Linked DNA regions of Homo sapiens: region 1 is linked to region 2. Evidence: read pairs that join two places in POLR2A ChIA-PET (ENCODE). Cell type or tissue: CD4-positive, alpha-beta T cell. All regions are shown on one strand. Each heading gives the region's core, and the rest is flanking DNA. Links, peaks and the distances in the headings are about the cores only. Region 1 overlaps IQGAP2 (IQ motif containing GTPase activating protein 2). Region 2 overlaps IQGAP2 (IQ motif containing GTPase activating protein 2).

Region 1 (5,382 bases), core at 270-5,269, 100 kb before region 2:
AAACCCCGTCTCTACTAAAAATACAAAAAATTAGCCGGGCGTAGTGGCGGGCGCCTGTAGTCCCAGCTACTCGGGAGGCTGAGGCAGGAGAATGGTGTGAACCCGGGAGGCAGAGCTTGCAGTGAGCCGAGATCGCGCCACTGCACTCCAGCCTGGGCGACAGAGCGAGACTCCGTCTCAAAAAAAAAAAACAAAACAAAACAAAACAAAAAAAAACTCATTTAAGAAAGACACTTCCTTTTTTTGTTTAAATGGGATTCCAGTTTTATTTCAGGAGGCAGTGTGCCAGTCTCAGTAGATGGAACATGACTGGTCTACTCAACCAATACAACTCTGTTCCCTACTGTCTTAACTTTCTTCACAGCTACAGGTGCAGTGGTAGCTAGCTCAGGCCAAGGGCACCTAAGTGAAAATCTGCAGGAGGAGAGAGCAGGAAACAGGTTTCTGACAGAAGTTTTACTTTTTGATAGAAGTTGACAGGTCCAGCGAGCTTGGCCCTTCTTCTTCCCCCACTCCTTTTGTCCTTGATCACAGACATGATTCTTGGAGACATGGCAGCCATCTTGTGACCATGAAGTAACAAGCAAATGAGGGCAAGGCAAAAGGATCTCGGAGATGTGACCCCTACCATCACACAGCTGTTGAACCAATACCATTAGCCACCCATCTCTGGAATTCATGCTATGTGGAAAAACAAACTTGTTTGTTTAAACCATCGCAACCAAGGTTTTCCTTTCCTTATGGCAGAATGTAGTCCATATAATAGGGTTATATAAAGACAAAAATGCAGTAGGATCCTTGTTCCTGGGAATGTGGAGCCAGCAGCATGTGGCTCTGCAAGCCCATCTCTGTTCTCCTTTCATTCTCTCAATAATGCTTCATGGGTAAGGCCATGATCCAACTGTCATAGATGTTGGAACTGAGGCTCCCACACTGTTCAGCATGAGTCCAAGGCCTTGCAGCTGGTGAGAGGGGTGCCCAGAGTGAGACCCTCCCCACAGGTGCAAAGAGAATGCATCCCTGCTATCCCTTCTGGAAGGCCCAGCCTGCTGGAGGCCAGGTGTGTCTTCTGGGCTCTTGGAGGTGGGGGCAGGTGCCAAGGAGGTGGTTACTGCAAGTCTGGTGTGGGTGCCCCCAGGTACACCCTTAGGTCCGAGAGGGTGAAATGGACAAGCTTGGCAGTCTGGCTGCAGCTGCTGCTAGGCTGTTTAGCGGTGGCAGTCCCCAAAGGAGTAGAAGTAGTCACCTCCCTGGGCCCCTCTGATCTAGAGGACATCGATGGCACACTGTCTGGGTCCTTCCAGATCGTGTCCATGAGACTCTATACCTTGGCGGGGTCCAGCACAGATGGCAGCAGCCAGATGAGCACCACGGGAGATGCAGCCTGAGTGGATCCTGCCACCTGTGTGCTGCTGCCTGGCCCGGGACCCTCAGGCGCCACCCCTGCCTGTATGGGCCCTGCACCGTCATCACTGCATCCCCCAAGAAAGACACATCTTTATTGCAGTTGCTAATACTATATTGGAAAACCTTCTTAATGATCCAATAACATTCAACAAGGTTAAAAATAAAAATTAAGACCAGGCACAGTAGCTCATGCCTATAATTCCAGCATTTTGGGAGGCTGAGGCGGGTGGATCATCTGAGGTCAGGAGTTCGAGACCAGCCTGGCCAACATGGCAAAACTCCATCTCTACCAAAAATACAAAAATTAGCCGGGCATGGTGGCGGGTGCCTGTAATCCCAGCTACTCAGGAGGCCGAGGCAGGAGAATAACTTGAATCCAGGAGGCGGAGTTCACAGTGAGCTGAGATTGAGCTGCTGTACTCCAGCCTGGGTGACAGAGTGAGACTATCTCAAAAAACTAAAAAACAAACAAAAAAAAAAAAAAAAGAAAGAAAATTAATCATTTAAATCTATTCAGTGTGAAAAGGAGCTCTCTAAATATTGTTTCCCATAATTTTAAGATATGGAAAACTATTAGCAGCTCTTAGGAAATGTTGGGTGGGAAGAAAGTTTTATTATTCATTCTGCCCACAGGTACACCCTTAGGTCCAGGAGGGTGACTATCTACTAAGGGTAAAAGTACTACGGATACTTTTCTCATGTTCTGTCCTATGACCCATCTCTGCCCTCAGGATACTCCCAAGTCTAGACATAAAGACAGTTTAAAAAGGACAAGGAATCTGGGCACAGTGGCTCACACCTGTAATCCCAGCACTTTGGGAGGCCAAGGCAGGAGGATCACGAGGTCAAGAGATTGAGGCCATCCTGGCTAACATGGTGAAACCCCATCTCTACTAAAAATACAAAAAAAAATTAGCCGGGCATGGTGGCAGGCACCTGTAGTCTACTCGGGAGGCTGAGGCAGAAGAATGGCGTGAAACCGGGAGGCGGAGCTTGCAGTGAGCCGAGACTGCACCACTACACTCCAGCCTGGGCAACAGAGTGAGACTCTGTCTCAAAAAAAAAAAAAGGACAAGGAATTGCAAACAAAAAACAAATTGGCAAGTACTATAAAAGAGAGAGTTTATAAGGTACAATTGAGTCTTGCTTTTCTCACTCAACAATACGATCATAAACATTGTTCAGTGTTACTATTCAGTCTTTCTACACATCATTTGTGAAGTCTGCCTAACACTCCCATTGGCTGGCTAGATTAAGATTTCCCATTCTTCACTATACTAAGTGGTGTCATGATAAACATGTGGCATTTACTGCACTTGAGATGGTTTTCTTAAGCAGAGTTTAAAGACAGACATTAAAGTATGAAATATATATATACACACACACGCAAGCATGCACACACATACATACATACACACACACACACACACACACACACACATATATATACAGCCAAACTGTTTACCAAAAAGGCTCCCCCAGAGCACACTGTCATCAGCATGGTACATGGTACACCTATTTCCCCGAGAGGATCAGGATACTTAAAACAGAGGGTACATGTAGGGGCTGTATGCATGCTTGCATTTGTGCTTTTACTAAATTAACAGGTAGAAAAAAGGGACCGCATGGTTTTGTCATTTTGTGGAACTGAGCATGCTGGAAGCTTTTAGTTTTACTTTTTTGTGAATTGGCTACTCCTGTTCTTTGTCCATTTCGTATTTTTTCCTATGAATTTGTATGCCTCTCACGTGATCTTTAAAAAAAAAAAAACAAAACAAAACAAAAAAAAAACCAGAGACAGGGTCTCACTATGTTGCCCAGGCTGGTTTCAAACACCTGGGCTCAAGCAATTCTCTTGCCTCCGCCTCCCAAAGTGCTGGGATTATGGGGGTGAGCCACCAAACCGGGTCTGATCTTTATTAAATTCTAATACTTGATCTTTGGTTTTCAGAGGGGTTCTGGAAGCCACCCTCTGTACCAGCCCATCATAAAGGCCATTCTAAGACGTATATAGTGATATCTCATTGCTGTTTTAATTTGTAATTCCCTAATGGCATATGATATTGAGCATCTTTTCATATACTTATTTGCCATCTGTATATCTGTATATCTTCTTTGGTGAGGTATCCATTCATATCTTTTTTATTTTTTTAGATGGGAGTCTGGCTCTGTCACCCAGGCTGGAGTGCAGTGGCGAGATCTCGGCTCTCCTGGGTTCCAGCAATTCTCATGCCTCAGCCTCCCGAGTAGCTGGGATTATAGTCATGTGCCACCATGCCCAGCTAATTTTTGTATTTTTTTTAGTTGAGATGGGGTTTTGCCATGTTGCCCAGGCTGCTCTTGAACTCCTGACCTCAAGTGATCCACCTGCCTCAGCCTCCCAAAGTGCTGGGATTACAGGTGTGAGCCACTGCACCCAGCCCCTGTTCATATCTTTGGCCCATTTTTTTTTTTTTTTTTTTTTTTGAGAAGGAGTCTCACGCTCTATCACCCAGGCTGGGGTGCAGTGGCGCGATCTTGGCTCACTGCAACCTCCCAGGTTCGAGCAATTCTTCTGCTTCAGCTTCCTGAGTAGCTAGGACTACAGGCGCGTGTCACCACGCCCAGCTAATTTTTGTATCTTTAGTAGAGATGGGTTTCACCATGTTGGTCAGGTTGATCTTGAACTCCTGACCTTATGATCCGCCTGCCTCAGCCTCCCAAAGTGCTGGAATTACAGGCGTGAGCCACCGTGCCTGGCCCATTGGCCCAATTTTTAATCAGATTGTTTTCTTATTGTTTAGTTTTAAGAATTATTTGTATATTTTGAAAAACAGTCTTTTATCAGATATATCTTTTTTGCAAATATTTTCTCTCAGTCTGTGGCCTGTCTTTTCATTCTCTTGACATGGCCTTTCACAGAACGGAAATTTTTAATTTTAATTTAAGTCCAGTTTATCGATTCTTTCTTTCACAGATCATGTCTTTGGTATTGTACATAACGTCAATGCCAAACCTACAGTCATGTATAATAGATTTTCTATTATAAATCTAACAAAACATGTACAATAAATATCTAGGAGTTTTAGAGTTTTGTGTTTTACATTCAGGTCTTGTTCATTTTATGTTAATTTTTGTGAAGGTTGTAAGGTCTGTGTCTGGGTTCATTTTTGTGCATGTGGATTCCAGTTGTTTCAGCACCATTCGTTGAAAAAAATTATCTTTTCTGCCTTGTATCACACCTTTGCTCCTTTGTCAAAGATCAGTTGACTATATTTAAGTAGGTCTATTTCTGAGATCCCTATTCTGTTCCATTGATCTATTTGTCTGTTCTTTCACCAATACCACACTGTCTTGATTGCTGTAGATTTATAATAAGTCTTAAAGTTAGATAGCAACAGTTCTCCAACTTTGTTCTTCTCCTTCAATATTGTATTGGCTATTCGGGGTCTTTGCCTCTATCTATAAACTTTAGAGTCAGTTTGTCAATATCCAGAGTTATTTGCTGGGATTTTGATTGGCACTGCTTTGGACCTATAGATCAAGTTGGGAAGAACTGGTATCTTGACAACATGGAGGGTTCCTATCTGTGAACATGAAATATCTCTTCATGCATTTATAGTTCCTCTTTTATTTCTTTCAGAGTTTTGCAGTTTTCCTCACATAGATCTTGTACATGTTTTGTTAGACTTATACCTGAGTATTTCATTTTTGGGGGTGTTGATGTAAGTGTGTTGTGTTTTCATTTCAAATTCTACTTGTTCATTGCTAATATATAGGAATGTGATTTACTTATGTATTCATCTTTACATTGCAATCTTGCTATAATCACTTGTTAGTTCCAGAATATTATGTACATTTTTGTATAAAGCAAAAAAGAAATTCTTGAGACAATAAGTTAGAAAAGTAGATGCTCTAATATTTCCTTTTCACTTTTGATTCTGGAGATCACTGTTACTGTCTATTTTGGAGTCCAGTTGTCTTAACTGTTATGTC
Region 2 (5,382 bases), core at 289-5,288:
ATTTAGTAGTAATAGAGAAAGAACAACCAATTAGAAATCTTCTTTTTGGGAGATCCCAAGCAATAAACAATAAAAATGTCCTCCTATCTTTTATCAAAAGTAAATTAAACAGATTGGTAGTTTCCCTGCAATTTGGGAATGACCTGGGTGCACTTATGTCTATCAAATAATATCTCTGCTAACATATTCAACAGTTCTAAAAATTGTGAATGAATAAACGAATAAATGAATAACACTGTAAGGTGTCCTGGAGAGAAAAAAAATGGAGAAGGAGGACATCTATCAATTCTTACTGTCCAGCCCCCCATGTGCCACCCCCAGGGATTAGAAGCTCAGAATTTCCAGGCTTAGAGTTCCCTTTCTTACACAAAAAGGTTCCCCGTTCACTCAGCCTTCCCAATGGCTCCTATAAGCCTCACTTCCAGCTGAAATCCCTGGGAAGCTAACCTTGCTTTATCTCTAGTCAGTGGAGATTTTAAACTTTTCCATTTGTTTTAGTCTGTTTTGTGCTGCTATAACAGAATACCTGAGACTGGGTCATTTATGATGAACAGAAATTTGTTTCCGCACAGTTCTGGAGGCTAGGATGTCCAAGGTTGAGGGGCCTGCAACTGGTGAGGGCCTTCTTACTGCACCGTAACATGGCAAAAGGCATCGCATGGGTGAAAGAGAGAGAAAAGGAGGCTGAACTCATCCTTTTACCAAACTCACTCTCACAATAACATTAACCCATTCAGGAGGGCAGAACTCTGGTGGCCTAATCACCACTCATTAGGCTCCACCTCCCAACACTACTGCATGGGGGACTACGTTCCAACACACGAACTTTGGGGAATACATTCAAACTACAGCACCTTCCAAATCACATTTGTTTCCCAGAAGAAAGAAAAGCAAACTTAAAGTCATAGCAGAATTAATTCTATAAAATAAACATGAACCTGTAAAGTAATCAAGGCCTGGTTAGCATGTGGTTTACAAATCAAACATCCAAGAGATACTGTAAATAAAGCGTTCCATAACATACCCATGTGTTTTCACTTACTTGACAAAAACCTGCAAGCACTGTGAAGAGTAACTATATATCAGAAATGCCTCTTTACCTTTCTGATGCTCTAGCGCATCAGAATCACCTGGAGGGCCTATTAAAACTCAGACTGCAGACCCCGTCACAGGCTTTCTGATTTGGCAGGTCTGAGTGGGGCCTGGGCATCTGCCTTTCCAACAAGCTCTCAGGAGATGCTCCGCTGCTGTTACTGCTGCTGCTGCTCCAGAGACTGCTCTTTGAAAACCACTGCATATACTAAATAAACAGCTGTCAGCTCCTCTTAGGCACCTTGGCAAGAAGAAGTCATACACAATACACGATTATAAAATTAAAGGAAGGTCCAATTAGAGCTTAGTAAAATCCCACAAAAAGTCTAAATGAAAGTTCCTCAGGCAATTGCCAATGAATTGGAAACACAGTCTAAGTCATTCTTCAATAAAACTGGGATGCTGGACATTGCAGGACCGTAAATCAGTGAAATCTGAAAGGTAAACATTGCCACAATTAATGGAGAGAATGAAGAAAAATGAGGTGAGAGAAACCCTACCCCCTAGAGAATTCAGTTGTCAATATCCTTGTCCTGCTCTAAGTACAACTCATTTTCTTACCTGTTCTCATTGAATTCACCTATCCTCGGCAAAACCCTCTGGCAAAGCTGTTCATCCAAAAGACAGCCAAACCCAGAAGCACAGTGAAGAGGCCGCTAAGCAGCCAGCAGACAGGGCACCAAATGCTCACATCGCTGTCTTGCCACACCTGCCTCCCCTGTCACTCACTTCACTGGGCCACTCACCCATGTCTCTAATGAAAAGTTTGGGGTGTTTCTTTTTTTAAACCATCTCAAAGAACAAGAAGGTACATCAGTAAGGGGTTGCATCAGGTGACTCTCCTCAGGACAGCTCCAATTGTCCTTTATTGCCTATATAAATAGAAGATTCCACAGTACAAATATACTAGCACGCCTTTCAGGTTTTCCTCTGACCTTCCTCAAGGTCATTTCAAATTCACAACTTTCATGAAGCCCTCCCATTGCCGCCATCCAAATCCATCCTTCTCATATCTTCTCTTCCACAGAACTTGGAAGGGCACTAAAAGTATAAGCATTTTTACTTGTCACCCAGATTCTCTGGTAAGCTGTCAGCAGCTAAGCGGTGTTTCATTCATCACGATACTTTGCTAGTATTAGGTGCTCAATTAATTGAAACCATTACAACTTGTTTAGCACTATGTGCCAGGAACCACATCAGCCACCTCTATAGATATATCATTTCCACACACCTCTCAAGGTACAGGAGAAAACCCCAAGGCTACTGAGGCAGGCAATGGAAGTCAGAATTCAAACCCACATCTATTCAACTCCAAAGCTTCTGCCATTTTATCAGCACCACACTGCATCTCAAGAGAGAAAAATAAAATAGAGCAGTAAGGTGACAAAGTATCAGCTCACAGGTCGGCTTCACTACTAAAGTTTCTATTTCATTTCTCAACAATCCCAGACTTTAAGGTATGGGCAGTGTATGTAATAAAGCATGTTTTACAAATTATCCTATTAGCAATCACTGGGGCACATCACTATATTATTATGGAAAAGCCTTTCACTTCAGCACCTCACAGTAAGAGATGGGATGTTTCTAAGTATACACAAAATCTTTTGATGAAGCTTGGATGTATTCTATGAAAAGCCCATGTAAGGCTGGGCATGGTGGCTCATGCCTGTAATACCAGCAATTTGGGAGGCTGAGGAAGGCAGATCATTTGAGCTCAGGAGTTCGAGACCAGCCTGGCCGACATGATGAAACCCCATCTCTACCAAAAATACAAAAATTAGCCAGGCATGGTGGTACATGACTATAATCCCAGCTACTCAGGAGGGTGAGGCATGAGAATTGCTTGAACCCGGGAAGCAGAGGTTGCAGTGAGCTGAGATCATGTCACTGCACTCTAGCCTGGGTGACAGAGCAAGACTCTGTCTCAAAAAAAAAAAAAAAAAAAAAAAGCCCATGTATTCTATGCTGTTTCTTGGGAGGAAAAAATTCAGCAGCAAAATCAACTTTATGCATCTATTTATAAATGAGCACACTATCCAATGGCCACAGGTTTTTTTGTGTTGTTGTTTTTTGTTTGTTTGTTTTAGAGATGGGGTCTCACTGGGCGTGGTGGCTCACACCTGTAATCCTAGCACTTTGGGAGGCTGAGCCGGGCGGATCACTTGAGGTAGGAAGTTCGAGACCAGCCTGACCACACGGGGAAACCCCACCTCTACTAAAACATACAAAAATTAGCTGGGTGTGGTGGTGCATTCCTGTAGTCCCAGCTACTTGGGAGGCTGAGATGGGAGAATCACTTTAACCCAGGAGGTGGAGGTTGCAGTGAGCCCAGATCTCACCACTGTACTTCAGCCTGGGTGACATAGTGGAACTCCATCTCAAAATAAATAAATAAATAAATAAATAAGAGAGATTGGGTTGGGTGGGGGGCAGGCAGATCTTACTATGTTGCCCAGGCTGGAGAGCTGTGGCTATTCATAGTTGTAATCATTGCACACTACAGCCTGGAAATCTTGATCCTCCTGCCTCAGCCTCCCAAGTAGCTGTAACTACAGGTGTATACCACCACATCCAGCATAAATAGCTAGAGGTTTCTACATCTTGAGAGAATCATGACAAACTACTTAAAGACACAGAAGGGGTGAACATTTATGATTCAGGGGCAGCAAAGTTGCAACAGTCAATGAGGAAAGGCTCCAGGATCTGACAGTGCTGCTTTCAAGTTCCTCTGCCACCAGCTAGCAGGGTGGCCTTGACATAGTACTAGGGGTTTCAGCTTCTTTGTGAAATGGAAAACCACTGGCCCTCTCAAAGGCCATAATGAGCCGATGATAACAGTAACACATGAAAAGCACCTAGCCCTTGGTATGTTCACAAACCTTTGTTCCATATCCCATATTAAACTGCCTGCCCTGTAGGACTTACCTGACCCTATCAAATCAGACGTTGAGTAGCCTTTGTTTCTCTTTTGGTTACCATGAAGACATGGTAAGCATTAGATCTGTTTGTATACTAGGTTTTGTTTTTTTTGAGACAGAGTCTCGCTCTTTCGCCCAGGCTGGAACGCAGTGGCGTGATCTCGGCTTATTGCAACCTCTGCCTCCCGGGTTCAAGCGATTCCCCTGCTTGGGATTCCCCTATTTGGGATTCTCCTGCCTCAGCCTCCCAAGTAGCTGGGATTACAGGCATGCACTACCACACCAGGCTAATTTTTGTATTTTTAGTAGAGACAAGGTTTCACTATGCTGGCTAGGCTAGTCTCAAACTCGTGACCTCATGTGATCCACCCGCCTTGGCTTCCCAAAGTCCTGGGATTACAGGTGTGAGCCACCATGCCCAGCCTTTTAAATAGAAGGGGCTGTTAAAAAGCTTGTGTAGTAAGAGGGTAGATGGCAATAGTAAGTCATTGGTTCCCTAGAGAAAAAGGAGTTAACACCCCAAATAACACTAAATTCTAAAACAAACTCGGTATTACAAGCTTAAACTCTCCCAAACAAGTCATTCTGGCTAACAGCATGTGTAATTAAAGTTAAAACCATACTAAAATAACACTTTAGCTGTTGACCTTAAAGATCCTTTTGAAAAGCTCAACCAAAACACCAGCATATGAGGGAGCAGCTTGACTTTTTGTCTACTGAAGACAGTATCTCAAGATAAGGCTGCGTATACCTTTCTATGGTTCAAACGAAAGCACTGATAGGATGTTACAGCTGAGCTATGCTAAATACCGACTTATTCAATCACCTTTTACACAACTGCGTTTAACTACTTCAGAACTTAAATTTCATCTCAGATTGGTCATCGTAGATGGATAAGAGTTTAGTTGCACTGACCACCCCAAAACTCCAGTTTCCAGGTAACTAACTTAGTAACTTCACTATTCAGATAAGAGCAGAGAGTAGTACCCAAAAGCTCACAGTATCAGGCCAGGTGTGGTGACTCACACCTGTAATCCCAGCACTTTGGGAAGCTGAGGAGGGAGGACTGCTTGAGCTCAGCCTGGGCAACATGGTGAAAACCCATCTCTACAAAAAAATACAAAAATTAGCTAGGTGTGGTGATGTGTGCCTGTAGTACCAGCTACTCAGGAGGGTGAGGTGGGAGGACAGCTTGAGGCTGGGAGGTTTGAGGCTGCAGTGAGCCATGATTGCACCACTGCACTCCAGCCTGGGTGAGAGAGCAAGATACTGCCTAAAAAAAAAATAATAATAATGCTCAACCAGAATCTTTCTCAACTTCCCCTTCCCCGCCCCCACAACATGCTGGACTTAGGTTGCACTTTTTAAAAGA

What was found. Peaks named below come from ENCODE experiments on the same cell type or tissue, not always from the same donor. Only the 100,000 strongest peaks of a DNase experiment are listed, where the experiment ranks them.
Region 1: POLR2A ChIA-PET joins it to region 2 with 7 read pairs; 7 of 35 experiments call an interaction of 5 or more read pairs at or near these places.

The regions. Positions count from the first base shown.
Region 1 is chr5:76,506,496-76,511,877 of GRCh38, reverse strand. All of the region lies in intron 2 of IQGAP2 (IQ motif containing GTPase activating protein 2), which reads right to left. It also overlaps the pseudogene SRXN1P1. Among named protein-coding and RNA genes, the nearest start is that of IQGAP2, 110 kb to the right of the region's middle. In CD4-positive, alpha-beta T cell, for the core only: no CTCF peak of the experiment used is centred there; no DNase peak of the experiment used is centred there.
Region 2 is chr5:76,406,901-76,412,282 of GRCh38, reverse strand. All of the region lies in intron 1 of IQGAP2 (IQ motif containing GTPase activating protein 2), which reads right to left. Among named protein-coding and RNA genes, the nearest start is that of IQGAP2, 6.3 kb to the right of the region's middle. In CD4-positive, alpha-beta T cell, for the core only: no CTCF peak of the experiment used is centred there; a DNase peak (open chromatin) is centred at 3,262.